2 separate regions of the Homo sapiens genome follow, and region 2 is linked to region 1. The links are chromatin loops, found by intact Hi-C in ENCODE. Cell type or tissue: psoas muscle. All regions are shown on one strand. Each heading gives the region's core, and the rest is flanking DNA. Links, peaks and the distances in the headings are about the cores only.

Region 1 (8,328 bases), core at 208-8,207:
TCTGCACTTCTCTCTCCTGCCACCATGTGAAGAAGGACTACAGTTGTACATTCGAGGTAAGGAACACCGTTGGGCATTAGAGGGAGAGGAGCACCACTGTACTTTAGAGGGTGAGGTGCACCATTAGGCATTAGAGAGTGAGGAGCATGGTTGTGCATTAGAGTGTGACAAGCACCATTGTACATTAGAGGGTGAGGAGCACCGTTGTACATTAGAAGGTGAGGAGCACCATTGTGCGTTAGAGGGTGAGGAGCACCGCTGTACATTAGAGGGTGGGGAGCACCACTGTGCGTTAGAGGGTGAAGAGCACCGCTGTGCGTTAGAGGGTGGGGAGCACCGCTGTACGTTAGAGGGTGGGGAGCACCGCTGTGCGTTAGAGGGTGAAGAGCACCGCTGTGCGTTAGAGGGTGGGGAGCACCGCTGTGCGTTAGAGGGTGGGGAGCAGGGCTGTGCGTTAGAGGGTGGGGAGCACCGCTGTGTGTTAGTGGGTGGGGAGCACCACTGTGCGTTAGAGGGTGGGGAGCACTGCTGTGCATTAGAGGGTGAAGAGCACTGTTGTGTTAGAGAGTGGAGAGCACTGCTGTGTGTTAGAGGGTGAGGAGCACTGCTGTGCATTAGAGGGTGGGGAGCACTGCTGTGTGTTAGAGAGTGGGGAGCACTGTTGTGTTAGAGGGTGGGGAGCATCACTGTACATTAGAGGGTGGGGAGCACCGATGTGTGTTAGAGGGTGGGGAGCACCGCTGTGTGTTAGTGGGTGGGGAGCACCGCTGTGCGTTAGAGGGTGGGGAGCACTGCTGTGTGTTAGAGGGTGGGGAGCACTGTTGTGTTAGAGAGTGGAGACCACTGCTGTGTGTTAGAGGGTGGGGAGCACCGCTGTACATTAGAGGGTGGGGAGCACTGCTGTGTGTTAGAGGGTGGGGAGCACCGCTGTACATTAGAGGGTGGGGAGCACTGCTGTGTGTTAGAGGGTGGGGAGCACTGTTGTGTTAGAGGGTGGAGAGCACTGCTGTGTGTTAGAGGGTGAGGAGCACTGCTGTGCGTTAGAGGGTGGGGAGCACCACTGTACATTAGAGGGTGGGGAGCACTGCTGTGTGTTAGAGAGTGGGGAGCACTGTTGTGTTAGAGGGTGGGGAGCACCGCTGTACATTAGAGGGTGGGGAGCACTGCTGTGTTAGAGGATGCGGAGCACTACGGTACATTAGAGGGTGGGGAGCACTGCTGTGTTTTAGAGGGTGGGGAGCACTGTTGTGTTAGAGGGTGGAGAGCACCGCTGTACATTAGAGGCTGAGAGCACTATTGAAGTTTAAAGGGTGTATTAGTCATTCTCACCTGCTCTTAAGGAATACCCAAGACTGGATAATTTACAAAGGAAAGAGGTTTAATTGACTCACAGTTCTGCATGTGGGGAGGCCTCAGGAAACTTACAATCACGGCAGAAGGAGAAGTAAACTCGTCCTTCTTCACTAGGCGGCAGGAGACAGAAGAGTGAGGAACAAAGGGGGACGAGCCCCTTATAAAACCATCAGATCTCGTGAGAACTCACTCACTATCATGAGAACAGCATGGGGAAACTGCCCTCATGATCCAATCACCTCCCACCAGGTCTCTCCCTATATATATAAAACGGGGATTAAGGGGATTACAATTCCAGATGGGATTTGGGCGGGGACACAACCAAGTCACATCAGAGGGTGAGGAGCACCGCTGACACTAAAGCTTGAGTCCTGGGCCCCACAGCATGTGATACTGGGACTTGTTTACATCTCAATTCTTTAAAAAGATGTCTTTTAGATGACTGGGCAAACATGTCTATGGCCAGGCTCCCAGGTGATAGAAAGGAATTGTTATTGGCTTTTTTAAGTGTGACAATGGCATTGAGGCTGTGTGAAAAAGGTCCATCTTTTTAGGTGTGCACTGGAAGATCTGGGTGGAAGAACACACTGTCGGGGTTTGCTTTAAATCTTCAGCAAAATTAAACAAGTAATACGGAGGGGGTCCTGAGAAAAGAAGCTGGACAGCAGGACGCTGCCGGCTGTTGAGGCCGGTGCTGGCGCCAACAGTTTCACTGTCCTCATGTCTGTGCCATTGGAGAACGTCCTCATTACTTAGAAGATATTTTAAAATGGGACAGCTGTGACGTGTGCTTCAGTGGGAGGCTCCCTCCTCCCTCACAAGGAGGTTTGGCTTCCTTCCCCATAGAAGATTCTCCCCATTACCCCAGGGCTAAGCTGAGGGAGGAACAAGAGGGCTCACCCCACAGACCTTACAGAGCTGTCCTGAGAAGAAGTGGAGGCTGGGCCAGGGATGGGGTTTGCCCAAGGACACACTGCAGGTTGAGGGCAGAGCCAGGCACTGAGCTTGTCGAGAAGGCCGAGAAGCAGCCCCGAAGTTCAGGGCCCATGGCTACGCCAAGTGCCATCAGGAACCGGGCTGTGGAAGCCCCTAAGGACGGCCAGAAGGACCAATCTAGGGGCCTTCATAGCAGCTCACTCACCACGGGGAAGAGACAGTGCAGGGGCAGGAGCAGTGAAGGGCGGTGGGCGCTGCCCAGGGCAGGCCCAGCCAGGGCAGTGAAGGGCGGTGGGCGCTGCCCAGGGCAGGCCCAGCCAGGGCAGTGAAGGGCGGTGGGCGCTGCCCAGGGCAGGCCCAGCCAGGGCAGTGAAGGGCGGTGGGCGCTGCCCAGGGCAGGCCCAGCCAGGGAGGGTAGTCAGGCTGGTCTAGGGGCCAGAGCCCTGCGTGAGAAAGCCCCACCCACTGCTTGTTGATGACGAATGGTGGCAGATGGGGGTCAGAGGGCACTGGGAGCACCAAGGCTGGACGGGGAGATGAAGACAGGATGGCTGGGCTACAGAAGGCAAGAGGCACATGAACCCCACAGACATTTCCACTGGAACCCCCGTCAGAGCCACCTGGGTACCCTCTGAGTCATTCAAGTGGAAAAACAAATCCACAAACAAGTCCCTCCCTGCTTAAACCTGACCGACTGCCTCCTGACCATCCTCTGGTCACGCCTGAACTCTGGGCCCCCTGCTGCCGTCCCCCATTGCTGCCGTCCCCCACTGCATCCACCCCATGTGCAGGCTGCTCCCACCCCAGAAGCCTCGAAGGCCAGGGACCCGTGGGGTCCCTCCGTGACTCGGTACCCTTCCCCTCGCTGTCCCCTGAGTTTCCTTCAAATCAGGAAGCCTCCACCAGCCCTGGCCCGCTGGCTGGGTCCCTCCCCGAGAGCCAGGTCACCTGTCACTGTCTCTCACCATCCTCAGCCCCATGGACTGTGCTGCAGGTGGCCACTGTCACGTCACCCAGGCCAAGCACACCCGTCAGGATTCCCAAGGCAGGTCGGTGTCCAGCCGCTTCCCTGAGGCTGCAGGCCCAGGCGGGCTGCGGAGTCTGTGCCTACATACCGCGGGCCGAGCTTGCTCCAGGCAGGGACGGCGCGGGAGGCACAGGTCCTCTTTGGGCCTTTCTGCAGGTCCTCCTGCCCCACATGGACATGCCAGCTGTCACTTGCACCATCAGGAAGAACAAGAATCCTGTGTGCCCTGTGGTGGGGCCACAGTCGGCCGCTAGGTGTCACTGTTTCCTCAGAGACCAGCACATTGTCCCTATGCTTTCTCTCTGCAGTCCCTGGCTGGCAGCTCCTTGGGCAGGGTGGTGACCTCTGACCCCAGACCCGTCCCCCCTGAGCTGGTCCTGGCTCCACCGGGAGCTCCGTCCCCTGGGCTTCCTGCTGATATGTAAGTCAAGCCTGAGCTGCCGCGTTGGGGCCACTGATCTGGGCAGAGCCTCGTGGGGTCTCCCAGGGGCTCAGACGTTGGCCAGGACCCCACAGGGAGGATGCTCAGGTCAAAAAGATGCCCGCACTCCGGGCGCTGCCCAGAGCTCTTAACTCTCATGCTGAGAACAGCTTTGTGTGCTGAGTGTTTCGCACACCCGCAGGCCCCGCACGTTCTGCCTGCTGTTCCCTGTAATCCTGACCTCGCCTGGGAGTGGCAGGGCCACCCACTTCGGGAGCGGTGGAGATTGGACTATTTAGAGCACACACGCTGGGGAACCAGGGGAAGAGTTGTGAAGGGGTTAAGCAAAAGAAGCCTTTCTCCTGGGCTTGTAGATGGCCGTCTTCTCCCTGTGTTTCCACATGGCTGCCCCCCATGTCTGTGTCCTAATCCCCTCTACTTATTAAGACACAGTGGGGTTGGATTAGGGTCCATCCTAACAGCCTTATTTAACCTTAATTAGCTCTTTAAAGACCTTATCTCCAAATATGGTCACATCCTGAGGGACTGGAGGCAAGGACTTCAACACATACATTTTGGATGGCACAATTTAGTTCAAAACACCTCCCAGCCCCAGCTGGCACTGCCTTCCCGAGCAGACCCTCCAGGCTCTCTGCTGTGATCTGCCATTGCTGTAGGTAGAGTCCATCCTCCCATGATTCCGCGGGGCTCTCAGCATAAACCCAAATCCTTCCTGTGGCCCCACACACCCTTTGGCCACCCTGCAACCTCCCCCTGGCCACACTGTCCTTCCTCTGATCCTGGCTGCACCCTCCCCTCCTACCGGGGGTCTTGCGGGTGCTGTCCAGCAGGCCTTGCTGCTCTGGGCCCCATCTTCATGCCCAGATTAACCATTCTCCCCAGGCAGATCTTGGCTCAGATGTGGCTTCCGCCAGAAAGTCTTCCTTTCCCTCCTGCTCACTCCCTGCCGCGGCCGCCTCTCCTCTGAGGTCTTACCATGCGGTTGCCCAGGTCCCCACTTCTGGGCCAGCACATTGGAGCAGTGAGCCTGTGCATTTTCTCACTGTTTTATTCATGATCATTTATTCTCTTATGATTAATCCAGAGAAGATTATCAATAAATGATGGTGAATAAACAAAAACATGAATTAATGAATCAAAACCTCAGAACTTGCCCAGGATGGGAAAACAAGGTTGTCAGCATTGAGGACAGTAGCTGTGGCTCTAACCAAGAATCAACCGTGTGGAGGGAAACCACACCACTGCCTGAGGTGGAAACAGGTGGCTGTGCAGGTTTGCCAGGGCTCCAGGCTGACAGTTCTCCAGGAGGGCTTGCTGATCTTTGATTTTTTTACAAGGAAAGGACACACACACAGTCAGCACAGGGCAGGGCACGGGGCAGAGCATGGAGGAAACCAGCGCGAGCTTCTAGCGTCCTCTCCAGCTGCAGCCCGCGGGACGCATGCCATTCCCCAGCACCACGTTTTGGTGACGCGTGTGACATGTCCCAACCATGGAAGCCCTTCAGTGCCTCAGAGCCTCAGTGCCAGGGCTGTTCTGGGGCTGGTCATGCTGCACCCTCTGCCCGGCATGCCTGCAGATCCCAGATCCCTGGGAGGAAAGCAGGTGCCCAGCAGAGCCGCTTGTCTGCACAGACAGCTTAGGTGCAGTGGCCTCTCTGATCTGCCAGGGTGGTGAGGACCCCCGAGATCCAGTGCCGAGGGAGCACCCTGGCCTGCTTGTCACCCTTCCCTACACGAGAGTGATAAACCGCTTTCCTGGCATCCAGCAGATCCAAAGAAAGGAGATTCACCCTGGAAATGCCTTGGTAAAACGTTCAATTTAAGCTGTGGCCAAGTCACTCCGATGCATACGGGTAGCGACGCTGCCTCTTTAAGTGCTGTCAGATGACTTCAGTTGTTTCTTTCAAAAGTTCTGTGGGATGGTAGATCACACAGTGCACAGCACCAGTCTGTCCTTTCTTTTACCTTCCACTGGGGCCCAAGATTGTTCTGGTGTTTACTCCATTCAAATATCAGTGTATATTGAATGATTTCAGTTATACGGACAAAAACGTGGCAAAATAAACATGAGAAAGTGACACACACCCCCACCGTTGTAAAAGTGGGCTTTGGCTGGTAGTGGTGGCTCACGCCTGTAACCCCGGCACATTGGGAGGCCTAGGCAGGTGGATCACGAGGTCAGGAGTTCGAGACAAGCCTGGCCAACATGATGAAACCCCATTTCTACTAAAAATACAAAATTAGCCAGGCATGGTGGTGCACATCTGTAGTCCCAGCTACCTGGGAGGCTGAGGCAGGAGAATAGCTGGAACCTGGGAGGCGGAGGTTGCAGTGAACCAAGATCGGACCACTGCACTCCAGCCTGGGCAACAGAGCCAGACTCCATCTCAAAAAAAAATAAAAGTGGGCTCATCTAAATAGAGGGTATAAAGGCATTTAATTTTTAAAACAATGTATTTTGATGTTTTAAAAGTGTTTACAATGAGCACACAATACTTTTATTGTAAAAAAAATCAATTTAAAAAGTGCATCTCAAGTAGGCATCAGATTGATTTTCCTGAGAAAATCCTTGAGAAGGGCAAGGCCACCAGCTTCTCATCAGCACTGGGGCTGAGCTGATTCGTGGCTGTAGTTTCCCAAGTGTCCTCTTGTTACCAAAACACCAGGAGTCTGGTATCAGTCCTGCTGCTTGCCACACAGAAAGCCAATAAGAAGGCTTTAATGGGGAGCTGCAGCCAAGAAGGTGGGAGATGCATCTCAAATCCATCGCCCTGATCAACTAAAATTAGAGGTTTACAGAGCAGAAATGTAACTATATGCAGGAAAACAGGAACTAGGGAGAGTGAGGAAGAGGAGTTGGTCAGGAGGAAGCAGGTGGCCGGACAGGCAGCCATGACGGGGGAAGGGTCTGGCATCCCTTTGTCTAGATGCCACGATCTGGTGAGTCTCCATTCCTTCAGACTATCTGGGAGGACTGAAGGCCAATTTCCTGAGAAAGGAACTCAGATAAGACAGATGTAGCTTTCTCAAGTTTTAAGACTGGGAGGGCCAATTTCTGTGTTTATTCAAAAGAAACCATCGACATCCGTTCTATGGGACAATTGGGCAGGTTTCACTGTGGCACGTTATGCCCAATGATGCTCATAAAATCCCTGAGATGCAGGCCAGGGTGGGCGTGGACATCCCCCCTCCACAGGGCAGAATTCCAGGTGGAGAGGCTCGTGAGTGGGTGCGGGCTATGCACAAAGGAGAACCCAGCTCGCTCAGACCCCCTTCTCCTCAATGGCATCCATGCCAGCCTCTGTGGAACACCAGTCACTATGATGCAGGGGAGATTCTTTGCTTTGCTCAGGAAAGAATTCAAGAGCCAGCAGGTAGTGGAAGGAAGCAGCTTCGGGGAGGCAGTGGCAGTGCTGCAGGCTTACCCATAAGCAGTGAGCCACATGTGGGGGTGATTGGCAGCCATATTTATACCCACTTTTAGTGACATGCAAATGAAGGGGCAGGTTATTCAGAAATTGCTAGAAAATGGGCGGTAACTTCCAGTTGTTGCCACGGAAATGGGCCATGACTTCCGTGCATTGCCGTGCCATTGTAAACTGTCCTGGTGTTGGTGGGGGGTGTTTTGGCTGATGGGCAGTGAGGGTGGCCAGAGGGTGTCCTCCATGCTGCTTGCTGCTTTTGGCCTGTCTTCAGTCCAGTCCGGAGTATGACTCCTGCTGGCCTCCTACCTCATCTGGGCTAGGGCCCACCCTCATCCAGTATGCCCTTAACCTGATCACGTTGGCAAAGACCCTAGTACAAGGTCAGTTTCACAGAGGTTAGTTCTAGGACACACATATTCTGGGAGCTGCAATGCACCCCGCACCCACTGATCACCACTGAGATGTGTGGAGGGTGCTGTTTCCCCAGCAGAACTCCCCAGTATCCAGAATGCTGGCCTCATGAAGGCAGGGCAGGGGCGGCAGATGGGGCCAGCCCCAGCAGAGTCTGAGGCCACACCTGCCCGGGCATCTTCTTCATCATCTGTTCTACTTTCCGGTTCAGATTCTACAGTCACTTGGGAGAAGAGGGTGATGGGCTGTCCTGGAATTGGGGTGCTGGGGCCCTCCAGTTTGGTGGGGGACAGGTCGGGGGCCCAGGAGCAAAGCCCAGAAACTGCGGCAATGGGCAGCTGCCCTCTCCCCACAGGTCACAGTCGCCCTCTCCCCACAAGTCACTGTTGCCCTCTCCCCACAAGTCACTGTTGCCCTCTCCCCACAAGTCACCGTGGGCCTCGCTGCCCCAGTGCGTGTCCCTGCTGTGCAGATGAGGACGTGGGGTCCCAGTGGGACAAGCAGCTGCCAGGGCCACACAGTTGAGGTGGCCCTACCTGTCCTGCCCCCTGCAGCCACCTCCAGAAAGGGGGCCAGGCCTGTCCTGTCCAACCCCACACGGGGTCTCTGCTCACATCTCTGTGGCATGGGCTTGGGAAGGTCTTCAGGGGCCAAGGCTTCCTCTCCTCTAGGAACCCAGAGTGAACGCCAGGAAGGCAGTGCTGGATTCTATACCCACCTCTTGCCCCCACC
Region 2 (8,328 bases), core at 248-8,247, 230 kb after region 1:
CCTAAATGTTAGGAGCTAAAACCAAAACTCTTAGAAGAAAACATAGGAGTAAATCTTCATGACCTTCGATCATGAGGGTCCTTAGGCTCAACAATAAAAGTATGAGCAACAACAAAAATCTATATATAAACTACTCTTCATCAAAACTTAAAACTTCTGTGCCTCAAAGGATGCCATCAAGGAAGTGACATGACAACCTGTGGAGTGGAGGAAACATGCAAATCATACCTGATCAGAGACCCGCGTCTAAAATAAAGAGCTCTGACAACTGAACAATAAAAAGACAAACAACCCAGTTCAGACATGGGCAAATCATACCTGATCAGAGACCCATATCTAAAATAAAGAGCTCTGACAACTAAACAATAAAAAGACAACCCAATTCAGACAGGGGCAAAGGACCTAAAAAGACATTTCTGCAAGGAAGATATGCAAATGGCCAGTAATCACACCGAAAAGATCCTTGACATCATTAGTCAGCAGGGAAATGCACATCAAAACCACTAGGATGGCGGGAATTAAAAAGTCAGATAATAATAAGCATTGGTGAGGACGTGGAGAGATCAGAACCCTCTACGCTGCTGGTGGGACTGTAAAGTGGTACAGCTGCTCTGGAAAACAGTCTGGCAGTTCCTTAAAGGATTAAACCAATAGTTACCGCATGACCCAGTAATTGCACTCCTAGGTATATACCCAAGAGAAATGAAAACCTATGTCCACATGAGGTCCTGTACACAAATATTTATAGCAGCACAGCACAAAAGCCAGAAAGTAGAAACCACCAAAGTGTCAATCAACTAACGAAAGGAAAAGTGGCCGGGCGCGGTGGCTCACGCCTGTAATCCCAGCACTTTGGGAGGCCGAGGCGGGCAGATCACCAGGTCAGGCGTTCGAGACAAGTCTGGCCAACGCGGTGAAACCCCGTCTCTACTAAAAATACAAAAATTAGCTGGGCGTGGTGGCGGGCGCCTGTAGTCCCAGCTCCTCAGGAGGCTGAGGCAGGAGAATCGCTTGAACCCGGGAGGTGGAGTTTGCAGTGAGGTGAGATCGCGCCACTGCACTGCAGCCTGGGAGACAGAACTAGACTCCGTCTCAAAAAAAAAAAAAAAAGAAAGAAAGAAAAGAAAGGATAAGCAAAACATGGTATATCCACTCAATGGAACACGATTCAACCATAAAACAAGGACGCATGCTGCATGCTACAACATGGATGAATCTTGAAAACATGCTAAGTGGAAGAAGCCAGACACAGAAGACTCTATGTACTATGATTCCATTCATATGAAAGTCCAGCAGAGGGAGCTCTCTAGTGACAGAAAGTACATTAGCGGTTGCTCAGGACTGGAGGGTGGAGGGGATGGGGAAGGCAGTAACAGCTAAAAGGTACAAGGTTTCTTTCTGAGGTCACGAAAATGTTCTAAAATTGTGCTGATGGATGCCTGTATCTGTGAATATGCTTAAAACCAATAAATTGTACACTTTGGGTGAATTTTATGTTATATGAATTATCTCAATAATGCCTGCTTTAAAAAAGTTATGTGCAGGCCAGGCACGGTGGCTCATGCCTGTAATCCCAGCACTTTGGGAGGCTGAGGCAGGTGGATCACTTGAGGTCAGGAGTTCGAGACCAGCCTGGCCAACATAGGGAAACCCTGTCTCTACTAAAAATACAAAAATTAGCCAGGCATGGTGGCACACGCCTATAATCCCAGCTATTCAGGAGGCTGAGGCAGAAGAATTGCTTGAACCCAGGAGGCGGAGGCTGCAGCGAGCCGAGATCGCACCATTGCACTCCAGCCTGGGTGACAGGGTAAGACTCCATCTCAAAAAAAAAAAAAAAAAGGCCGGGCGCGGTGGCTCACATCTGTAATCCCAGCACTTTGGGAGGCCGAGGCAGGTGGATCACAAGTTCAGGAGATCGAGACCATCCTGGCTAACATGGTGAAACCCCATCTCTACTAAAAATACAAAAAATTAGCCGGGCGCAGTGGCAGGCGCCTGTAGTCCCAGCTACTCAGGAGGCTGAGGCAGGAGAATGGCATGAACCCAGGAGGCGGAGCTTGCAGTGAGCCAAGATCGCCCCACTGCACTCCAGCCTGGGCGACAGAGTGAGACTCCATCTCAAAAAAAAAAAAAAAAAGTAACGTGCAGAACAGTGTTTTCAGTATGTTGTCTTTTGTGTAGGAAAATGGAGAAGGGAAATACAAATTTTGTCCTCATTTTAATAAAGAAATGAAACTAATAAGATGGTTCACTAAATGAGGAGGGAAAGAACTGCATAATGGGACTGGAGATCGGCGAGGCTTCTCTGAATGAACCTTGTTTTACAGTTTTGACTTTAGAACCAAAAAAAAGGTTTTAAAAACAATAAAAAGAAAAGGCAACACCTAAAAATTGAAAACATACTGAAATAAGTAAACCTAGTTATCATGTGGATGGCATAACCACACAGGAAAAAAATATCATTGCAAGCGATTTTAATAAGAGTAGTCTGTTCACCCCTAATGGAATATGGTCTAAGGATAAAAAGCATCGCCAAGGAATGTTAGGCTATACTCAGTGATCTTAATGTTAGTAGTAATACCTGAATTGTTATTTTGAAATGATTGCATGTATATGGTAGGATAAAGAAAATAATTGTTAACGCCACCAAGATTTTCAGTGTAAAGAATTAAAAATATAAAATGAAAGAAGTTAAAAATCTTGTTTGTTTTGGCTGGGCGCAGTGGCTCACACCTGTAATCCCAGCACTTTGGGAGGCTGAAACGGGCAGTTGACTTGAGGTCAGGAGTTTGAATCCAGCCTGGACAACATGGTGAAACCCCGTCTCTACTAAAATACAAAAATTAGCCAGGCATGGTGGTGCGCGCCTGTAGTACCAGCTACTCGGGAGGCTGAGGTGGGAGAATCACTTGAACCCAGGAGGCAGAGGTTACAGTGAGCTGAGATCGCGACACTGCACTCCAGCCTGGGCAACAGAGCAAGACTCCATCTCAAAATAAATAAATAAAATCTTGTTTGTCTTTTGATTCTGTTAATTTGAAATGGAAATATTAGTATGAACTCATAATGTGTTTATTTTTTAAAGAAGCCTAATTTTCTAGTTCTGTTCATTGAAAGGCCTGAAGCTGTGACATCCCATAATAGGGAGCGGTGTGAGTGCCAGGCTGTGGGCTCTAGATCTCGTTCTCACCAAGAAGCCAGTGATCTTTGGAGAAATGGGTGATTCCAAGACTGAAGCAGGATGTGGACAAAATAAGCCCAGGACATGTTGTGTAAAAAGCAAGCAAGCTTTCAAAACAGCAGACCATGTCCTGAGGGCGGGGAGCCAACCTGAAGGGCTCCCGCTGTCCAAAGACAGAATAAATTGAGCATCAGGAAAACAACTGACAGCAATGGACGGAAGCCCATGAAATATACCAATATCTCTGTGTTCATCGTGATGCTCAGAAAGAAGAAGCAACCTAGTGGGCAACTTTGGAGCTTGCTGAGGACCAACTCGGTCTGCAGGCACACAAGCAAAGGAGCAGGGTGGAGCCTTCACGCTGCCGTGCCTGTGTGGACCAGTCCAGGGTGACCACGGGGTAGGTGAGGGAAAGCCTGTCTTCACAGACCACTCTCCAGCTGGTGAGGGCAGGAGCGACAGGGACAGACACAGGTCTGTGAGAGGACAGCCCTTGGATCAGGGATCTCGATGTCTTGCTCGAGCCATCAGGTGCAAGGCCCGTGGGGACTTTTTTCTGGGTTGGTCAGGCTGCCAGCACTGGACCAGTGACCAGTCCTCGTGTCACTCGAGTGGGACTTGGACACATCACAGGCCGCCTGGGCTGGCTGGGGGTGCACACGCATCCCTGGGCAGCAGCCCTGCAAAGACCATCTGAACCTAAATCCTATCAAGCACCTCTCTCTAGTGAGAGTTCACAGGAAACACAGGGGTGGGATCAAGTGAGCAGTAAGTCACATCCATTAGAGCACCAGGAGGGACCTCAGGATCCAAGCAGCAGAAACCGTGTTCAGGGGCAAAGCCAGCAAGGGTCGGGGTGGGGAGGGGCCACAGGCCAGTGGGGGCTCAGCACTGAAGGCCCCGCTCCTCCCTCCCTCTCCCTCCTCCTTCTCCTCCTCCTTGTTTTTGTTTGTCTTCCTTCCTTCCAGTAATGAGGTCAGGGCCGAGCACACTGCGGCCTGTCTCCTCACCTCTGCTCTCTCTCAACACCTGAACTGGGACCACGCTCTAGGGCCCAGAGGCGTTTGGGAGGCCACCGCAGCACACCACAGAGGAGTGCACGGCCACCCTGCATCAGGTCATCAAGGAAGGGACAGCAACATGTCCATGAGGCAGGCCTGTCCTGGGGTTCCAGTGACTAACCTCTCGTGACCTCTGTTTCCAGACGTCCCTGGCAACTGTTCAGAAAACCCCTGTCAGAACGGAGGCACTTGTGTGCCGGGCGCAGACGCCCACAGCTGTGACTGCGGGCCAGGGTTCAAAGGCAGACGCTGCGAGCTCGGTAAGTCGGGGCTTGGCCTCAGGGCGCCCCTTCCAACACAGCCTGTGCCTCAGCCTAGGACTGCTGGGCCACAGCTGGGTTTGCCACGGGAGCCTCCAAACGATGAGGTGCCAGACAGGGAGTCTGGTGCACGGGGCTGACCCCTGAGCCCCCAGGGGCTGCGCTGCTGCCCCAAGCACCAGGATGAGAGGTGCTGCCCATCACGGGGGTCAGAACAGCCACAGCATGCGAGGCACAGCTTCGGAGGGCTCCCTGACCCAGCCAGAGCGGTGTCAGGAGAAGGGACTCTCCACCCCCACAATACCAACCCACCCCGGCCTTAGAGGAAGCCAGCTGCAGACCCCCGGGCCCTCTCCCACCATCCCGCCTTGGAGGAAGCCAGCCTAAGGACCCCCGGGCCCTCTCCCTTGGGCAAGGCCTCTCAAGAGGGGCAGGAGGAGCCGTCAGGAGCACCTGGTGAGCCACTGCCCTTCTTTGTCGCAGCCTGTATAAAGGTGTCCCGCCCCTGCACAAGGCTGTTCTCCGAGACAAAGGCCTTTCCAGTCTGGGAGGGAGGCGTCTGTCACCACGTGTAAGTTGGTTTCTGTCCTCCGCCTTACCGCATTTGTCGTGTGTTCTTGACTCCTCAAAGTGCTGTCTCAAAGCTACCCAGCTAACCCTGAGGAGGGACGATGGCTGCAGTCACAGAAGGGACTTGCTTTGACCATCGATTCCCTCCATGTCACAAATTAGGCAGCTGAGGCAGAAAAACCGAATAACTGCCCCAAGTCCATGCAGCTCAGGAGCAGGGGCTGAGAAGAACGCAGGCTCCTGGTCCCCAGGCCCCCAGGCCTTCCTTCCCACACATCAGCCCAGTCCCCACTGGATGGCAGAGCCAACTGATGTGACCTTCCTCTCTTCTCTTCCTCAGAGCCCCCTGGAAAAACAAACAGCTCATGAGAATGCCGGCCCCAGTTCTGCCATTAACTCATGATGTGGCCTTAGGCCCCCCATCTCCAAAATGGGCTGTGGAGGGAGAGATGCCCAGCCCATCTCTTAGGTCCTTTCTTGCTAACACTCTATGACTCTGTCGGTCACACAGTCCATTTAGTCAACAGATGACTTACTGAGCACCTGCTGTGTGCCGGGCACTGTCCATTTAGTCAACAGATGACTTACTGAGTACCTGCTGTGTGCCGGGCACTGTTCTAGATACTCAGCACACATCAGAACAGAGCAGACCAAAGCCCTGCCTTCAGGACCCGTTCATTGCAGATGAGGGGACAGACAACAGACAGCAGTGAGAGTGTGGTGTGTGGTGTGGCAGGTGGTGAGTGCAAAGGGAAAAAGGACGAGATGACAGGACGAGACCAGGAGAGCCTGCTGGGGATGGGCAGGGCTGGTGCAGCAAGAGGGCAGCCTCCTGGGGAGGGCGATGCTGAACAGACATGGAGGAGGGATGGACATTCCAGAGCCAGAGGACAGTTACCAGGGCCCCAAGTCAGGAGTGTCCCTGGCATGTTGGGGGAGAAGTGGAGAGTGGTGAGAGGTGAGGGACAGGGAACCCTCGGGGCCATGGAGACCCACAGAAGGACTCTGGTGTTTGTCCGGCATGAAATGGGGAGGAGCTACTGAAGGGTTCTGAGCAGAAGAGTGACATGTTCGATTACACTACTTTGGATGCTCTGTGGAGAATGGGATGTAGACGGGCAAGGGTAGAAGCTTCATTAGAGCTTGGACATGAAGCCAGGTGTAATATGTAGCAGGAACACATATGAGATACTAATCTGTGTTGGGATTTGGGAAGCCGTGTTGACAGCCCACTGAATTCGGATTCTATGCAGTGAGAGTCCGAATCCACAGTATCTGCCATCTTCCCGCTGTGCTTAGTTACACCAGTGCCTGCTGGTGACCACCAAGTATCCAACAAGAAGACCCTTCACTTCCTGAAAGCATTCTATCCTTTCACTTTTAACCTATCTGCATATTTCAAGTGACTTTCTAGTATTTAACATAGAGGTGGGTCTTGCTGGATATCTAGTCTGACAGTCTGGTTTTTATTGGAGTATTTAGACCATTTACTACCTTCCACATAATGGCTGATGTGGTTGGATTTAAACTGCCATATTACTATTTGTTTTCTATTTTTCCCACCTGCTTTTTGTTCCTTTTTTCTTTTTTCCTGCCTAATTTTGGATTACTTTTTAGGATTCCATTTTGTCTCCACTATGGGCTTACTGGTTATACTTCTTAGGTTTATTGTTTAGAGGTTGCTCTGGGATTTGCCATACACATCTTCACCTTAACACAATGTACCCTTAATTACTATTGTACGAGTTCAATATGATGGCAGCGTCTAGGATTTTTTTTTTTTTTTTTTTGAGACAAAGTCTCCCTCTTGTCCCCCAGGCTGGAGTGCGATGGTGCGATCTTGGCTCATCGCAACCTCTGCCTCCTGGGTTCAAGCAATTCTCCTGCCTCAGCCCCCCGAGTAGCTGGGATTACAGGCGCCTGCCACCACACCCTGCTAATTTTTGTATTTTTAGTAGAGACAAAGTTTACGTAGAGACAGGGTTTCACCATGTTGGCCAGGCTGGTCTCAAACTCATGACCTCAGGTGATCCACCCACCTTGCCCTCCCAAAGTGCTGGGATTACAGGCGTGAGTGACTGTGCCCGGCCAGCAGTGTCTAGGATTTACCATACACATCTTCAACTTCACGCCGCATACCTTTAATCACTAGTAGACAACTTCAGTATCCATGGCAGCGGCTGACATCAAGCTTCCACTTCCCTCCCATCCTTTGAATTATTATCAGACTTTTTCCTTCCACATATGCTGTGAACTGCACTATACGTTATTTTTGCACTCAAAAATTATCTTGTTTTAGATATTGAAAGTAAAGTATTTTGTATTTATTGTACATCTGCCTGCCGACTCCAGCACTCTTCATTCCTTTTTGTAGATCTAGGATTCCATCTGGTATCATTTCTCTTTGCCATAAGAACTTAACTCTAACATCTCCTATAGCACAGGTCTGCAGGAGATGAATTCTCTCTGCTTTTGTCTGAAACTATTTTTTTTTCACCTTCATTTTTGAAGAATATATTTGCTGAATATAGACTTCTTGATTGACAGTTATATTTTTTTCTTTCATGACTTAAAAGTTGTCATGGCTTTGTCTTCTGGCTTGCATAGTTCCAGACAAGAAGACTGCAGTCATTCTTACCTGTGTTACACTGTATGGAATGTGTCTTCCTGCCCCTTTTATGTTTTCCCTTTATGACTGTTTTTGGACAATTTAATTATGATGTGCTTCTCGGTATGGCTACGTTTTGATTCTCTGGAGTTTAAGCTTCTTGTATTTCTGGGTTTTAATTTTGTCAAACTTCGTAAAATTTTTGCCATTATTTCTTCATATATTTTTCCTGTCCCTCCATTTCTTCTACTTCTGGGACTCCAGTTATGCGTGTATTAGACTGATATTGTCCCACAGGTCACTGCAGCTCTTCTCAACTTTTTCAGTCTTTTCATTTTGGACAGATTCTATTGCTATGCACTCAAGGTCATTGATCTTTTCTTCTGCAGCATCTACCATTAATCCTGTTCAACAAAAGTTTTATTAATACTGTGTTTTATCATCTCCAGAAGTTTCATTTAGTTGTTTCTTAGATGCTCCAATTTCTATCTTCATTATCTTTATATTTTCCTTTAGCTCACTGAACATGTGGAACAAATTTATAATAGATATTTTAAGGTCCTCATCTGCTATTTCTGTCATCACTCTCATGTCTGGGTCTTATTCTATTTGATTATTTTTCTCTAGGTTATGGGTCACTTTTTT

The links. Peaks named below come from ENCODE experiments on the same cell type or tissue, not always from the same donor. Only the 100,000 strongest peaks of a DNase experiment are listed, where the experiment ranks them.
Region 2: it touches region 1 in a loop (2.1-fold over the local background); 22 of 110 quality-filtered maps call a loop at or near these places.

Annotation. Positions count from the first base shown.
Region 1 is chr2:240,847,822-240,856,149 of GRCh38, forward strand. No RefSeq gene overlaps it. Among named protein-coding and RNA genes, the nearest start is that of AGXT, 17 kb to the right of the region's middle. In psoas muscle, for the core only: a CTCF peak has its summit at 3,567 (motif pointing right); a DNase peak (open chromatin) is centred at 3,570.
Region 2 is chr2:241,077,289-241,085,616 of GRCh38, forward strand. SNED1 (sushi, nidogen and EGF like domains 1) reads left to right here. Exons shown (of 32, transcript NM_001080437.3): 28 at 4,389-4,505; 29 at 4,989-5,076. It also overlaps a transcript of MTERF4 not described here. Among named protein-coding and RNA genes, the nearest start is that of SNED1-AS1, 17 kb to the left of the region's middle. In psoas muscle, for the core only: a CTCF peak has its summit at 1,301 (motif pointing right); DNase peaks (open chromatin) are centred at 3,313 and 4,443.